Regions from separate parts of the Mus musculus genome. Here region 2 is linked to region 1. Evidence: chromatin contacts called from ENCODE Hi-C data. All regions are on one chromosome and are shown on one strand. Each heading gives the region's core, a stretch centred on a gene start or an enhancer-like site at or near the end of the contact. The rest is flanking DNA. Distances are from core to core; before and after follow the strand shown.

The links. A loop is a pair of places that touch in the nucleus more often than their neighbours do.
Region 2: a loop to region 1 is called in a map of left cerebral cortex, with 2.8 times the contacts of the local background. The contact joins the enhancer-like site here to the promoter of Ehbp1 in region 1. A Hi-C loop is called at or near these places in 1 of 37 maps with a recorded cell type or tissue (left cerebral cortex).

What each region holds. Positions count from the first base shown.
Region 1 is chr11:22,282,562-22,288,205 of GRCm38, reverse strand. Ehbp1 (EH domain binding protein 1) reads left to right here and starts at 1,411. Exons shown (of 25, transcript NM_153078.4): 1 at 1,411-1,524; 2 at 2,332-2,718. The coding sequence starts at 2,615.
Region 2 is chr11:22,498,185-22,504,071 of GRCm38, reverse strand. Gm46274 (a long non-coding RNA gene) reads left to right here. Exons shown (of 2, transcript XR_001780167.2): 2 at 1-5,338. Among named protein-coding and RNA genes, the nearest start is that of Gm46274, 8.4 kb to the left of the region's middle. Within about 2 kb of position 4,488, at least 1 of the 3 ENCODE cell types and tissues checked has a DNase peak (open chromatin) inside an H3K27ac peak, as active enhancers do; it is left cerebral cortex, where a contact is called at or near this core.

The sequences.
Region 1 (5,644 bases), core at 162-2,661:
CCCTGCCCTCTTCTGACTCCCCCTTTCTCTCATACCCCCTTTCTTAGGTACATCCCTAGCTTCCTTAATTTGACTTTACTGTTTAGTCCCGAAAAGTTGTAATTTTATTCTTCATTCTTTCTCTACACCTTAGATGTCTGTGAAACATCTAAGGCTGAAAGCAAATTTTTGTTTTTTGGATAGGATGGATATTTTCTGCCCCTTGAGAAGTCTATAGCTTTCACAGCCTCAAAAGGGATCTTGTGCTATATACTTGTGATGTCAAGGGTGTACACCTAACATCTCAGCGATCTCAGTAACCTGGATGTTGAAGCAGGAAAACCATGCTAACCTCTGGAAATACAGTTTCAGGCCATGTCAGCTGCCTCTTAATAGACGTAAACAACATTGCTCTCAAACTATTAAGTTATTTCGTCCTCTCCCTTGCCTTTAACCACCCTTTCCACATAGTCAACCACTCCCTAATCCACCCACAGCTCATACCAGAGGATAATGAGACCGCAAAGGAACACGAGAATGCAAGATTCAAAGAAATGCTGAGAATGAGGACAAGAAGAGACTGTACTGTAAACATTTATGTCCAGTTTAGCCCTCCTTGAACCTGGGGCAGGCTCCTGGCAAGGTCAGGGAAAAACTCGGAAAGAACTGAGTGAAATAAAGGCTGTGTGTGCAAAACCGCTGGCTGCTAGTGGCGCAGGAGAGGAGCAGCCAGTTCGTGGGTGGGGATGGGAGAGAATAGGAGAGAAACCACAGCACCTCAGTGTCTCTGGCAGCCGCTGGAATCAGACTCTGCTCAGTTCATACACCAGGAGCCAGAAACCCTGCCCAGCAGCCACGGCGCCTTTGACGGACAGCCACCTTCTGCAATGGCTTTCCAGTTCACTATAAACATTCTTAGTCCTCCCGCCTCCCGCTGCCCTCAACCATTCCAGGGAATGGGCGGGATCGTCCTTCGTGATTTACACTTTTTTTTTTTTAAAGAAGAAGAGGGTAGACCGGGCGGGTTCCACCTAAGGGAAAAAAAAAAACTGGGGGGGTGGATCCCCTATGACCGGCATGAAGATCTACCAATGGAGTGCCTCGCTCGTCCTAAGGCCCGCCCGCCGAGGAGGCGGGGCTCCCGCAGACTCGGCCAATGGCGGCGAGGCGGACGGAGGTTGAGCCGCCGTGGGTAGGGTTAGTGTGAGAGGTGCGGCGGGGGAGGTAATGATGGTGGTGGCGGCCGAGGGAGGCGGGGGAGGGGGATCTGGGCGCTGAACCGCGGCTCTGGCAGGGCTCGCTCGGGCGGGCGGGCCGGAGGGGGACGGTCGCTGGGCGCTCTGCCGGGGAGGGGGCGCTGCTCCGGGAGGGGGCGGGCGTCGTCCGCCCGGGAAGCTGCAGACCCCGGCTCCCGCAAACGAGCACCGCGCCGGGCTTCGCTGTTCCACGCGGCTCCAGCAGGGATGGAGGACTCGGTGGCGGTAGCTGCTTCTGAGGCGGCGGCGACCGAGGAGCGGCTCTAAGGAGGGGACAGCGGGATTAGAGGTGTGAGGAGGGCTTGGAGTGGACGAGCGGAGGGGCCGGGGTTCGGGGACCGAGGCTGGGGTCTAACAGCAAGGCTTGGGTGACAGGGACCGCAGCTGGCAACGCCTGTCTCTGCGGAGAGACAGGGGTCTGCACTCGGTGCGTGAGGAGGCGAGGCTCAGGCCGGCTGCCCCTGATGGGGGAGGGAGGCACCGCACCTCGCACTGTCCATTGGCCTGGCTGGTCATCGCTTCAAGCCCAGGCAGGAGTTTCCATTCCCCTCCTCCTGGCAGCCAAGGTGAAGGGGAAGCAAAGTGGCCTGGAGCTGGGACCTTGCCCTCTCTCTGCCGTGAGATTTCCCTCCACTGCTAGTTCTCCATCCATTTCCCTCTCCTACAGAACCAGCATTTCTCCCTGCACCCTGGTTGTGCTAAGTACATATTCAGTAGCTCGAGGCTATTCATTATCAGCTGAAAAATAAAGTTTATTTAAAAAATAACTCCTAACTGGTGGTAGATATATCAAACAGCATCCTGACTTTCCCGCCCTGTTCTTCCTTCTGCTATGCTAGGTAGGGAAGGCAGGGCCCGACTGGCATCTCTCAATTGTTGGTTCTGACAACCTGGTGTATTGCCGCCTGTCTTCGGTGTGATTTGTCATTTCTTCCTTAGTATCTTCCATCCTTGATGTTACTGGCTTTTGAGGCCGGGGTTTTGTTTCATTGTTTGAAAACCACGCAGATAGCAGAGGTTGTTTCGGTCTTATCTAACACTTCTCATGCGTCTGTCCTCATATTCTTTCTCTTTCTGTCTGTGTTTTGCTTTTCAGTTCTCCAGAACCCACGTCATATAGTCCCTGAAGTGGAATGATGATGTCTCCATGAGGGAACCTCCTCTCAGTCATCCTGTCCTGTACATCAGCTGTTCTTGACTGGGCCATTGATCTAAGATAGGATTTACCCTGTGAGACAGGGAGAAGACTTATGGACGCCAAGCATCATTTCAAGTTCTAGTTTTTGTTGAAAGTACTGACATACATGCAAGGCTCGTGTGCTTTATCAAAGCTGCTGTGTTGCTAATCCAGAACTGTTCCAGTCTCTTGGCCTATCACCATGGCTTCAGTTTGGAAGCGACTGCAGCGTGTGGGAAAACATGCATCCAAGTTCCAGTTTGTGGCCTCCTACCAGGAGCTGATGGTTGAATGTACAAAGAAATGGTAAGACGTGCTTAGGGGTAGATTAATGTCTTGTTGCCTAACCATCCTGTAGCTTGGACTGTGGGTCTTTTGGTAGCCAGTTTACCTTGCAGTGGTACACAAGTGTGTAGAAGCTGTGGACGGTGCAGATACTCTAACAAGTACTGTGTGTGCACTGTTGTTGCTGGTACTGTCTCTGTGGATTTTAATCACTCCATTTCAGATCGTCTCAGAGGACTACAACTGAGAACACACCTAAGTATAGTAGTTTTGGTCTTATGGTCATTTATCATTGGTGTTAGAATAACTTTATTTTTATAATTTTAAACAGAGAATGGTTATCTTAACATCACATATGTCTCAATATAGAAATTTATATCATATAGAATGGCGGTTTTATTTTGTTGTTTTTTTTTCATTTTACTTAGAGTATTTTTCAGTATTTGAATAATGGAATGCCAGTGCACACAACCTTAGAGATTCTCTTGTGAAGTGCTTAGTCAGGCAACTGTCTTTTCTTTTAATTGCCTAATGGGATACATTTCTTGGCAGGATTTAAGGAAGCAATTAGTGGCAATGGTCTGTCATTTGCCTCTTTCTTTCCATTTGAGGAAAGTAAATTTAGGGTTTTCTCTTACTACTATGAATGATAAGAAACGAGAATCCTTACATAGTGAGGGACAAAAGTTAATCTTAAGCAAATGGTCTTTTGAATTTTAGTTTATTATAGCGATTAAGCACTACCACAAAATAAATCCATTTCATCAAGGACTGTCATCTCATGTTTGGTACTAAGCTCACTTTCTAATGTCCTCTTGGCTAAAGAAGGCTTGCTCCACCTTAGCATTCTTAGTTTTTTGGGTTTTTTTTTTTTTTTTTTTTTTTTAGTTTGTAAGGAACATTATTTTAAAATAATTCAAGACATATATATATATATTCATATTCTACCTAGTTTATATACATAAACTGCTGATTGGGGACAGAAATGGCATCCTCCCTACCCTCAAGGAGCTCACAGGCCATGGTAAGGACCCTTAAGTAACTTCACTTGTGATAGGTTCAGTAATGTAAATATGTATGTTTCTACCCGGCTGGATATCCTGGGGATATTACTTCTCAATAATTCAGTCTCCATATGCATAGTAATGGTACCACTTAGTAGAAGATTAAATCAACTAATTTTGTAAAAGGTTTAGAACAGGGAGGTAGTAAATGCCCATGAGATGTCAGTGTTATCCATAGGGTTCTCAGTCTACAGCACATGAAGAATGATGCCAGTAAGGAAGCAGGTGCCTTTCTCTGCTTTCCTGGGCTCTCAGCTGAGGTTGACTTCATTTTAGTGTATTTTATCTCACTTCCCTTTCTTAGGCTAGGCTGGCTGGCCAGTAAGCCTCAGGGATCCTGTCTTCACCTCCCCAGCACCAAGGTCACAGACAATATGCCACTGCTCCTGGCTTTTTACATAGATGCTCAGGATGGAATTCAGGTTTTCATGCTGTGTGCAAGAACTTTACCCCAGCTTCAGGCTGAATCTTAGAGAACCTTAGTTGTACATCAAATCAGAGAGGAAGAAACGAGGTACATTTTAGAAAATCCACACATTTAGATAACCTCCAGCAGGATGCATGCTTAGAATTCAAGGTATGGCTTTATGTCATGAGGCTTTAGGTATAGCATGAGGGCTGGCTGGATCGAGGCATCCCTGTAATTATAGCAAGGCTGAGGCAGGATGATTTCAAGTTTGAGGTCACTCTAGGATCCAAATTCAAGCACTTTCCTTAGATAAGAGTGTAGGTTGAGGGGAATCACAGTACGGTAGGGCATCTGAAAGCCTGGAAGAACTCTAGTCATAGAAGTCTTATGTTGTTATTAGTAGCTTGGGCTACTATGTGTTGGTGACAGGGTTGCTGCGGAAGTTTGGAGATGAAGAGATGTTTAGGTTTGTAATTGGAAAATTGTCAGGCTGTGGTGTGGAGAGGGTGGGTAACTGAGGCAGTGTTGGTAGTGTAACTGTTGCTGTTGATAAACTGAGGATTGGTGTGTGGACCAGCTACTGGCAGAGGGTCTGGAGGGCATTGAGCGGAAGAGCACATAGAGTGAAAAGTGATGGGACTTGAGGGTTGGTCTTGTCAGTCGGGGATGGGGAGGAATGGTGAGAGGGAGAAGGAGAAGTTTAGACCGACACCAGGCTTCTGCCTTTAAAGGCTAGGGACCTACCAAGAAGGAAGGTGGTCCAATTGCATCCATTCTTAACTTGGTAGTACACTGGAAACGTCAGCTTTGAATCTAATTATGGGGCAGTCTCACAGTAAGCCCAGGCTGGCTTCAGACTCAGATCTCCTGCCTGTGTATATGAGCCTAGGATTGTAGGTGTGAGCCCCCATACTTGAATTGATCTCATTTTCTTTCTTTTTATTGTAAACATATTTTTCCCTTGCAATATATTCTGACTATGGTTTCCCTTCTCTCTACTCCTTCCAGTTTCTCCCAGCTCTTCTCCCATCTAGAACCACACCCTTTCTGGGTCTCCTTAGAAAACAAACAGGCATCTGAGGGACAATAACAAAATAAGATAAAACTAAAACAAAGGAACAGGACAAGATAAACAAAAGGAAGACAGACCAAGAAAAGGTACAAGAAACAGATATAGACTCGGAAACACAGGCAGAGACATACCCCTTCGCATGTTTAGGAATCTCATAAACACACAAAACTGGAAGCCATACTATATATATAAAACTTGAAGGGTACAAAATAATAATAATAATAATAATAATAATAATAATAAAAATAAAAATAAAAATAAATGGTTTGTGTTCACTATCTACTCCTGGGCACATAGCCTACCTTAAGTGTGGTTTGTTTCCTCGGGGAGACTCGTTTGGAGAAAACCCATTTTTCATTGGCAAGAGACTATCACTTGGAGATAGCGTCACAGTTAGGGATG
Region 2 (5,887 bases), core at 3,239-5,738, 210 kb before region 1:
GAGAATGTTCTACACAGAATCACATATGCAAGCACTTGAGGTCCATTTGCTGAGACTATTTGGGGAGGCTATGCACCTGTGGGGTCAAAGCCTTGCAGCAGGAAGAAAGTCACCGAGGGTGAGCTTTGAGAGTTTGTAGACGCACCCCACTCCCACGTCCTTCTCTGTTTCCTGCTTGAGGGTAAAGATGTGATCTCTCAGTTTTCTGGTTGGTAGCTTTGCCACCATGCCTCCTCTGCCATTAGGATGCTCCCCTGGAACTGTGAACCAAAGCAAACTCTCTCTTCCATAAGTTGCATTTGCACATACTATTTTATCAACGCAACAGAAAAGAAACCAATATGCCATGTGTGTAATCAGCACCCAAGCAAAGACAGGGCACACTACAACAGAGGTTCTTCCTAATGCTGCAACCCTTTAAACAGCTCCTCATGTTGTAGTGATCCCCAACCATAGCATTATTTTCATTGCTGCTTCCTAACTATGATTTTGCTACTGTTATGAATCATAATGTAAATATCTGATATGCAGGATATGTGTTGCTATTTCAGCAACAGAAAGCAACTGGACCCGAACTTTCACGCTTCCTCTTTGTAGTTATCGCTCTCCTCTTCCTCAGGTCACTGTTATCTTGATTTCCACATCTGCAAATTACTTTTGCCTGAGTTTATTCCTCTATAAAGGCCTATATTACGTGTGCGTTCTGTTTAGTTCTTTTGGCCACCATTACACAGTGAGTTACATTGTCTAACAGTGGCCTGCTCATTTTCACTGTGGTTTTTCTATTTGACTACACTATGAGTTTTATTATATCACAAATGGTGACAATTCATAATTTATGTCTTTCCCCCTTTTTCTCCAGCTTGTGCTGATACAAAGAGTGCTGCTGGGGCTAGAAAGGCAGTGTTGTGATTAAGAGCATGGCCTCTGTTTCTAAAAGACCCAGGTTTGATTCCTAGCACCTACACAGTGGCCCTAAAACACCACTTAACTCCAGTTCCAAGGGATATGAAACTATCTTCTAGGCTCCAGGTACACATTCATGCAAGCTAAGTTATCCACTCATGTTAAAAAAAAAATCAAAGAGTACTACTGAACTTGATGGTTAATATTCCATTTAAGATTTCTACGTTTTTGTTAATGAGAGAGAGTAGGCTGTATTTTCTTTTTTGGTGATTCTTTTATATTACTTTTGTATTGATCTCATAGAAATTTTGGAAATGTTCTCCTTTTTCTGTATTCCAGATGATTTAGTGTAAGATTGGTGATTTTCCTGTTAGAAAGAACTTAAAAGAACTTGCTGTGGAATTCATCTATATCTGTAGTTTTCCTGTGGGCAACTATTTTTGTGGATGAAAGGTTATTCAAATTTCCGTTTCCTTTTTCCCACTCTGGTAGAGCTGTGTATGTCTAGGAACCTGTGTTGTTGACATGTAATTGGTTTTTAATTTTCCCTTATTATATCTTTAATGGTGAAAGAATCTAAACTCATTCTCTCAATTTCTTTCTTCATAGCAGTTATTTGTTCTGCCCACCCTCCTCCAGTGTTGTTAGGAATTCTTTAATTGCATTAGAACCAATGTTTGTTTTTTAAAACTAATTTTTGTAGATTTCTAACTTTTTTCTATTGAACATGAGTATAATTTCCTGTTTTCTTCCCTTTGGATATGACTTTTCAGATGGATAATTGGCTTTTAGACTTTTAACTCAAAAAATATTAATATTGTATGTGTGTGTGTGTACAAACACGCACACGTGCAGCTGCATGCTTGCTGTATGTGAATGCATGCCATAGTGCATGGTCCACTTTTGGGGTTAGTTATCTCTTTCCACTGTGTGATTAAACTCATGCTGTCCAGTTCAGCAAGTGTATTTATTGTTTGAGCCATCATGCTGGCCCATTACAATGTTTTCATTATTTGTTTACTGTGTGTATTTACTGTGTGCTAAGAAGTTTCTGGTTGCTTGGTTTCTAGTTTAATTCCATTATATGTAGAGAGTGTGTCTTGTAATACTCCATTGCTTTGGCATTTGTTGAAATTTGCTTAAATATAATCACCTTTTAAAATGTCCCCATTTTCTTGAAAATAACATATTTGCTTTAGTTATTAGATGTAATTTCTATATAAGCTTAATTCAGTCATATTTATTAATTCTGTTGTTCAGACTCTTGTATTCTGAGTGTGTATATATACACATATACTGTATTCTACATGTTTGTATAGTACTTTTGCCTACTTGTTCAATTGGTCAGAGGTCTACCAAATCTTTCATCCTGATTTTGAATCGGTCAATTTCTTCTATCAATAGTATTTATGATAGTTGTTTATAATTAGGTTATTTGGAATTGCCCCTTCCTAATCAATATATATCTATATGTAGATATATAGATTTATTTATTTATTTATTTAATGTGAGTACACTGTAGCTGTCTTTAGACACACCTGAAGAGGGCATCGGCTCCATTACAGATGGTTGTGAACCACCATGTGGTTGCTGGGAATTGAACTCAGGACCTCTGGAAGAGCAGTCAGTGCTCTTAAACGCTGAGCCATCTCTTCAGCTCAAGACCCTGGTCCTGATGAAATAGACATCAAGCCAAAGTAATTAGAAAAGATGAAGGTCTCTGTACTGACTAAGGTTATCATCCGTGGGGTCAATAGGCCCTTTATATTATTGTGAAACATGTTGCTTCATCTCTTGAGCTTGAAGTATGGCTTAGTGCAGAGTGCTTGTCTAGCATTCTTGCGGTCCCACATTACAGAAGAGCACAGTGTCTGTAGATAAGTGCTGCTAGCAATGTGTAAGTCCATTCCTTCTTAAATCTGTGTGTGTGTGTGTGTGTGTGAGAGAGAGAGAGGAGAGAGAGAGAGAGACATACAAGTACTGAGTTTTCCATCTTTGTTGTTTTTAAAACAAAATCCCAAACATTCGATTTACCAAATGAAGAAATGAAGACTCAGGAGCCAGATGCTGTGGTGAAAGGCTGCTGGCTCAGAGAGGCAGAGAACACCAGCTGACCTTCCTCCGCCACCGGAAGGAAAAAGCTCCTTGTCCTTTTCCAAGCTGCCGTAAATTCCCGTCAACTCAAAGACCCTCCTTTCTACTTCCTGGGCTTTCTCATGTTCACTCTCTATCCACTGGATGCTTGCTCTGCCTCTTGACTTATCGTTGAGTTTATTTATCTCTTGTTTACAGAAAACTCTTAGGTTAAAGATGTCTGCTAGGACTGAGCCACACCACAGGAAACAGTTTTTCTAGTTTACAATTTCAGGGTTCACAGTGTGATCAAATAACCCTCTAACACATTTTTACATCAGAGTTCTCTGCTTCCTTCCAATGTGTTTTGTACCCAGCAGATCAGTATGTTTTCAGTTACTCTGACAATTTACTGCACCTACACCTTTAACGATTACTTAAATATTTAACCATTTACTACATGTTTCCTTCTTCTTCCAACTTTTACATCTCTGTTACTCAGTTTCTCTCTTTTTTCCCTTCTTATTTTAAGTATTGTATATTCCTTGTATTTCTTGTAAAACCCTGTCAGATTCTCTTGAAATATATAATTTATTTACTAGCTGGAATGTGCTTATGCAACTTTTCATTCTTGAAGAATACATCACAGGGCATGAAATTCTATGTTTGCAGGCATTTATTTCCCTTTTATTTAAAGAAGATAGCCCATGGCGTTGCTTACATAAGCTCTGATATAGTCAGCTGTGGGCCTTGTTTCTTTGGAGGTAATCTCTTTCTGACTATTTGGAAAATGTTACTCTGCCTTTAGGTTTCAGTGTTTGGCTATGATGTCTTCAATGAGTTTTACTGTGTATGTAGGCAAGAGGACAACCCCAGGTGCTGTCTTTCTTTGAGACAGTCTTTTATCTGAAACTTAACAAGTAGGCTAGGATGGCTGACCAGTGAGCTCCAGGGGCCTGCCTGTCTCTGTCTCCATAACACTGGGATTGCAGCAGTGCCACCACACTTTAAAACAAAAAACAAAAAACAAAACCCCTTGGGTTCTTGGCACTAAACTTGCCTTTTCTTGTTTGCCAGGCTCTTTACTGACTGACTGACTAAGCTATTTCTCCAGCCCTCTGCCAGTGTGTGTGTGTGTGTGTGTGTGTATTTGTTTGTTTTTGTTTTTAATACAATTCTTTTGATCTACATTGTACATCTTGTGTTTTGATATATTTTGGGTTTTTGGAAAAAATCCCCAAATTCAAATACTGCTTCTTCCTTTATGCACTGTTTCTCTGTTTATTTTTGGAACTCCTGTTATATTTAAAATTAAACATTTTGCTGCACTAAATATGTCTCTTAAACTTAAAGAATGTATTTTTTTTTTAAATCTTTTTTCTCCTTCCATGCTTTGGCAGAGTATATGCTTAGAACAAATCCTGTCACTCTAAGCTCACTGTCTGCTCATCAGCCTTAGTGTCTACTGTACTCAGTGTTTCATCCCACGCAAGAATACCCACCCGCAGTGAGGGCTGGAGAGAGAAGCAGTTGGGCTAGTCTTTTTGGAAGTTCAGCTTTTGTGATCTGGAGCAAGATTATGTAGGAGGACCGTCCAGTCAGTAACAAAGAAAGCCAGCTAAGGCCAAAGCAGAAGCAGGTATCAAGTCGGCAATCACAGACAGAGCTTCATAATCCCGCGGAAAGCCCATTACTTAAGGTGGGATGAACGGGTCCTTCTTCTTTATAATCAAAATAGGCTAATCCACCCAGAAGAGTGTATCTGAGCTTCAGAAAAGTATTTTGTTAAATTATATAATGCTGTGGGTGTGATTGAGAAACCTCCTTTCAATGTGATACAGCAAATCTATGAATTACAGGTGGAGAAAAAGCTGATGTCTAGGTACACTAATGAATTGTTCCATCCTGGGGGAGGGGCTCATTTAAAAATAAAGTTCTCCCTTGCCTTGTTCTATTTAAAACTTTCATCATATATTCTTGTAGAAATTTACATTTACTTAGCAAATTCACAGAGGAAAACCTCATTGTTTCCTTGGATCCTATAAGATGTTAAATCCAGCAAGATAGAATTTACATAACAACTTGATATAAAAATAATGTATTGTCATTGTTAGATATTTAAAAATCATTACAAAGCTGTTTTCTTTCTCACAGTTTATTTTTTGCAAAAATGTAATTATAATCACAAGTATTTTATAACATTAAATCTTATAACTATTAAATCTTATTTTACAGATTTATTTTAATTGACATAATTTATTTGGGTACTCTATCAAGATCATACTACAGTATTGTTTTCTATTTCTTTTTGCTTTGAAATAATAAATATTTTTCCAAATTAAACGTTATTTCTCAATTATTAGTGGATATTTTGATTTTTAATTTTTCTGGCAAATTTTGTAAGCATAAATTAGAATCTTGCTTTATTATAATTTACTGTAAATGCTGGTGAATCTAAACATGTTTTCTGGATAGTATAAACATTATATTGAATTTGGTTTTTTTGCTTTGGAAAAAATTTATATGTATGTCTTTTATTTTTCTAGGTAGGGTGTGAATCTTAATGTTGCTTATGAACTTTCATATCCTGACCAATACAGATGGGGATGCTCACAGCCAAACAACCATTGGACTGAGCACAGGGACCCCAATGGAGGAGTTAGGGGAAGGACTGAAGGAGTTGAAGGGGCCTTACCTGGCATTAATGGGAGGGGAGGCCCTTGGTCCTGTGAAGGCTTGATGCCCCAGTGTAGGGAAATGCTAAGTTTAAGAGGTGGGAGTGGATGGGCGGGTGGGGGAGCACCCTCATAGAAGCAGGGGGATGGGGATGGGATAGAGAGTTTTGGGAGGGGGGGCAGGAAAGAGGATAGCATTTGAAATGTAAATAAATAAAATATCCTATAGAAAA